Regions from separate parts of the Homo sapiens genome. Here region 2 is linked to region 1. A link is a contact called in ENCODE Hi-C data. All regions are on one chromosome and are shown on one strand. Each heading gives the region's core, a stretch centred on a gene start or an enhancer-like site at or near the end of the contact. The rest is flanking DNA. Distances are from core to core; before and after follow the strand shown. Region 1 has its middle 110 kb from the start of DCTD. Region 2 overlaps TENM3 (teneurin transmembrane protein 3).

Region 1 (2,686 bases), core at 105-2,604:
TGAGCTACGCTTAGCCCTGGCCACAGGCATTCATCCTGTATTATGCAGGGAAATCTCGTTCTTCCACCTGTGTGCAGAGATTTCCTGAATTCCAGCCACAGCGGCCATTTCTCTATGGCATAGCTCGCTGCACACAACTGTCAGGATTTACAAGCGGTCCGCTGGGTCAAAATGAATTTTTAAAAATGTTCACAAGTGAACTCTATCAGGGGAGAGTGCGGGGAGCATAAATGCCCAAGGACTTAAAATGACAAATTCTCGGGCGTGACTGAAAGGCTGAAAATGGGGCGCTCAGTGGAGGTCGGTGAGGAGGCTCACCAGGCTCTCTTCAACCTGGAGTTCTTCTGCACCGTGGTTAATGACCGTAGGCTGGAGACTGCCCCATCCCACACCTTCCTCCCACACGAACACTAGGGAAAGTCTAGTCTGCCTGTTCCAGAGAAAATTCTGCAAAAATCGTCCCCAGAACTATCTTTGCATCCACGATGCTCGCTCTCTCTCTCTCTCTCTCTCGCTCTCTCTCGTTGCAATGGGTCAGGTTGAATCTAACCCTCTCTGTCCTTTAAGGCTTGGAAGGAATGCCATAGGGCTCCCTCGGTGGGCCAGGGCGACGTTGATGACTCAGGATCTCAAAAGGACCTAGAGCCAGTCTGTCATCCCCAGTTTCTTAATTTATTGACAAAAGGTAACGAACAAGCAGATTGTAAAATATCTTTATTCAGCTATGACATGATTTCCAAGCTCAAAAAAAAAAAAAAAAAAAAAAAATCAAGCCTGGCGTTTAACTTCAGTCTGGAGCATTGACAGGTGACAGGTCACTGCAGAACACAGAGGTGACCCAAGGCAGAGAACGGGAGGTAGCGAGAGGAAGACGACACCCTTCCCTGAGTCCTCCCTCATCTGGGGCTTCCCTCTGGCCTTCCCCTGGGGTTCCTGGGACTCGGCTTCTGCGGACATGGAAAAGCCGTCCCAACATCCGGCGGCCCCGTGGGCAGGGGTCCTGGGACGCCCCCTCCTGCATCCCCGGGCGGGCCCTGCAGGGGATGGCGGCGATTTCAGGAAGGGCTCCGGCGCCCCCTAGTGACGCGCGGCTGTGGTAGGGAAAGTCCTGCACGCCAAAAGGGCAGTTCCCGGGCCAGAAACCGAGGTGAAACCGAAGAGAAGGCGCCGCCGCTCGCCGCTCGCCACTCTCCACCCCAACCGCGGCGGGGCCGGCTCTCTGACCCTCTCTTCCCCACCTCTGCTCTGCCCTCCGAGTTTCACACTTAAAGCGGAGACTTCTGCTTCAGCACCGCCGCACCGAGGCCTGGGCCCTGCCAAAGTGGCTCGGGTAAGATTTCCCTGCACGTCGAGCAGACACTGTCATGCCGCGTTGCTCTCACTCACAGATCGAAATAAGGCCCTTCCTCCCGGGAATCGTCCGCGGGCTGAGTTCCGCAGCGCCTGAAAACAGTGATTTCTGAACTATCATATTGTTTCCCTTTTACTTTTCATGTTAACAGTCCTGTCGCTGGAAAGAATGTCCCGGAAGAACGGATCACTTAAATTCAGAGTGGCATTTTTATTTCTGAGGGAGCTGGGCTCTCACGGAACGTGCTGGAGTGACAGCCTGGAAGAGCGAAAGCCGCCCCCCCTCCCGCTTCCCCGCAGCTCCCCAGCCGCCTCGGCCTGGCCTCCCTGCAGCGGTGACATCCAGTCTCCCTCCTCTACCCAAGCCTGCGGCAGCCACGAAAGCCACCGCGGCGCAGAAGTGGGGAGGGATTCAACCTTTTGCCCCTGGGTTGTCGCCCAGAGAAGCCAATGGATGCTAATCTCATATAGCAGCCTGTTTGCTGGTGTCCTGCCTTCAGAAACCGGCCGTGAGTGAGCCCGCTGGCATTTTGGGAGGCCAATATATAGGCCCTTTTTCCTACCCGGGTTCTCGCTGAAATGAGTAAGGCCGGAGATGGCTCAGGAAAGCCAAAATATCACCTAGATAAAGGCCGGGTTGGGAAGCAGCAGGCACAGCTGCATGGGAAATCCCAAAGGGCCACTAACGGGACACCAAGATAGATCAGCCAGGCGCTGGCAGCAGTGGCAGGATGACGGGAGAGGCCCTGCTCCCTGAGCTGGAGCCCAGCGTGCCCATGCCCAGTTCGTTCCTCCCCACTCACCAGGAGGGCAAAGCGCTCCCCTGCCCACTGGGAGCCGGGATGACCAGGAGGCCCGGAGTGAGATATCTGTCTCTCTCTCTCTCTCTGTCACACACACACACACACACAGACACACACACACACACACACACACACACACATATATCACCAAGGAGGCTGTGGGCTGTGGCACTAGGAGAAATATTGCACCAGGTCTGGAGCCCCGGGTTTGCGGATGCTGCCCCCACCGCCTGTGGCCTTCAGCCAGGTTGCTTCCCGCCCTGGGCCTCTGCCGAAGCCAGAGGCAGGGGCTCTCCACCGGCAGCAGCGAGCGCCTCGCCTGCTGTGACAACTCTGTCTGGCTCTGGGGCTGCTCGGGAACCCGGTCCTAAACACAAGTTCTTGGGTCGTAAGCACAGGCTGGCAGTCCCAGATCGGGAGGCCCCATGCATCTGCTCCCGACCTGAGTCCCTCGCCCTGGCTCCCACTCCGCCACCCCATGGCGCTGCCTGCGAGAGGCGCCGGAGCCAGGCTCTGGCCTTTTCCGAGGCGGC
Region 2 (2,686 bases), core at 138-2,637, 250 kb before region 1:
GCTTATATGGTAGACATTATGTTAGTATAATTGTGAAAAAAAATAGTTGCCTAGAAGTAGCAGTGGATGCTTTAAAATTTTTTTTCAATATATTTAAACAAAAAGATTATTTGTATGGTTTGGGGCTTAAACATTGATTTGGGACCTAAAGTACATTTAAAACTACAGCATTGGTGATGAAATTTTGGCCTGGTTCAAGTAGGTGCTCAGTAAGTGAGCACTGAATGAATGTGCTATTAACTAAACAGCCTTACAAATAAATACCATGTCAAGAAAGACTCAGTACATCAAGAAAACCAAGTGCACATATTAACTTAAATGCATTTATATGGGTTTTAAATTGTTGCCCTTCAAAATGCAATAATGTATTTATTGATCTTGATTTTATGATTTGTAAAATATGCTTTTTTAAATTTCCTGAAAATTAAAAACTTAAGTCATTAATCCACTACTCTCTGGAATTACTTTTTTTTTTTCTACGAACACTTAAGAGTTTCTCTAAAAGAATAACTTCCCAGGTCCTGAGGCCTCTGGAATTACTTTTTTTATTCTACAAACACTGAAGAGTTTCTCTAAAAGAATAACTTCCCAGGTCCTAATGCTTAATGCAGGAAGTAATATTAGTACTTTTTTTGTTGTTTAGTCTCTTTCTCTGACCAAATATGCCACCAACTTGAGTCTCATTGTCCCTAGCCCATTAGGAACAATAGAAGTTTTACCCCACTTCCCAGCCCTTTTCTTAGGAATGTAGGAATCTGGCTAGAAGGCACAACAACCTCCCACCTTCCTAGTAGACCAAGGATTCCTGTTGTCAGATGCAGTGGGCATGAAAGCAGCAATTTTACAGCACAAAAACTCCAATAACATTTACTTCGGTTGGCTGAGATTGCAATGCACACAGGCACTGCTCATTCTTGGTTGCTTAAGCACCAGCTAGCTTCCCTTGGCTTTTTGCCACTTTGTGCATTTCAGAGACAAGTCCTTTCAGGAGAAAGCATTTTGCTTGTAACTTGCAGTGGAGTAAACAGACCATTCAGGCATAGTTTATTGCATTACAAACTCAACTATGCGAACTATCCCAAAATTGAATACAACAAAGTAATTAGTGAAATCATTTGGTCATGAGAATTCATAAAGAGGAATTGTCCTATTTAAAAAATAAAATTTTTCTTTTCTAAAGAATTATTTAAAACTTTATATTTAGAGAATGGTAGCTTATCTCTTATAAGTTTTACTTACATAGTGAAGCTTAAAGTGACCAATTTACAAGTGTCTTCCCCTTCCCACTCCCCTGTAGCCAGCACTTTGTTGAATTCATTTGGGAAATCTTAAGAGGGCACCCACGTTGCATTATAAAGCAAACACTGAAATGACGATGACCCACTCCTACGTAGACTGAAGTGCTGGCATATCAACCCCATGTTACTATATAAAGAATAGGCAGAGAAAAGCATACAAAAACATCTCAATAGCCTGACTCAGGCTGAACTAGGTAAAATGTGCATACACATTGTGGATTCCCTAGAAGACAGGCAAGGGAAGGCAAGAGGGATGTGCATTAGGTTACCCTAGAGGCAGTATTCATCTAATCAAGAGTTCATTCATTCCTGCAGCCAGTTTTTAAAATCATACATCTAATGTGTACTGAAAACCAGTTGCTAAATATGGTTACCAGACATTTTCTTCTTCTACAAGATTGTCCTAGGTTCTGTATTTGTTTTTTTGTGGAGCTTTTTTCGGAGAACTTTAAAACAAAATTATAAAATCTCATGTAAAATCAAAATTAAATGACTTTTTCTATTCAACATTGTATCTAATTATTACCTGTTTATAAACCAATCCTGTTCATAGGGTCAGAGCAAACTGCGGCTTTCAAAAGGATATTAATGGTTAGTGCATTTGTTAACTGGGACCCTATTTATTGTTCCTGTCCAACTCAGATCACTCGTGTGTGTGAACTAAGTACTCTGAGCTTCATTAGAATCGTAATTGTCTGTAAGTAAACTGTGATGTACTTGAATTTCTACAATTGTGCTTATTTTTCACATTTTGTTCAAATAAACCAGGGCTCAGCTCTTAACATTTTCAAATACTTGTTTCATTTTAAAAAAGGACAGGGGCCTTATTTGAGCTAACAGATGAGCCCTCATTTCTACGGAACCCTAAGCAAGATCCTATCAATCCATGTGCTAATGGTCTTTTTTATTGATGAATTTGGCCCTTGCTCTGTTGATTGAATCTACATATAGTCTCTAGCCAGTGATGCTTAAATAGAAGCCACAGGGTACAACATTTTGGAGTTGAAGTTCAGACCACACAGTCTCCCTTTCTGCATCCCACAGATTCTCATCTGTGCTCTCTCCCCCAGCCTCCAGCTGCTGCACTGTCACCAGCCCAGCTGAGATTCAGAATCACTTCTGGTGTGGTTCTGTCCCTCAGGTACCCTTTATGTGCCTCAGAAACACTTTTACCTAGATGTCTCTCTACCATTCATACATGTTTACAGTGATTTCCTTCTGAGTAAATATATAGAACTATCAAAATGTCTAACCTGCCCGTTACTCAGTTGCAGTCCTAGTTTACTTCCCGCTTGATCTGATTGATTCCGTTTCTTTGGAGTATTAGAAAGAGAGAGAACTTGCCCGATACCTTCTGCTTTCATCTACGGCTACGATCCGATTTCCTT

The links. A loop is a pair of places that touch in the nucleus more often than their neighbours do. Pooled maps may share reads with other maps.
Region 2: a loop to region 1 is called in a map of Right ventricle myocardium inferior, with 2.7 times the contacts of the local background. The contact joins two enhancer-like sites. A Hi-C loop is called at or near these places in 2 of 168 maps with a recorded cell type or tissue (A673 and Right ventricle myocardium inferior), 1 of 37 single-sample maps with no recorded cell type and 10 of 50 pooled maps.

Annotation. Positions count from the first base shown.
Region 1 is chr4:182,805,456-182,808,141 of GRCh38, forward strand. No RefSeq gene overlaps it. Among named protein-coding and RNA genes, the nearest start is that of DCTD, 110 kb to the right of the region's middle. RefSeq lists silencers at 939-1,028, 1,049-1,098 and an enhancer at 2,178-2,686. Within about 2 kb of position 1,355, at least 5 of the 41 ENCODE cell types and tissues checked have a DNase peak (open chromatin) inside an H3K27ac peak, as active enhancers do.
Region 2 is chr4:182,555,369-182,558,054 of GRCh38, forward strand. The region is part of intron 3 of TENM3 (teneurin transmembrane protein 3); the gene reads left to right. Among named protein-coding and RNA genes, the nearest start is that of TENM3, 310 kb to the left of the region's middle. Within about 2 kb of position 1,388, at least 2 of the 41 ENCODE cell types and tissues checked have a DNase peak (open chromatin) inside an H3K27ac peak, as active enhancers do.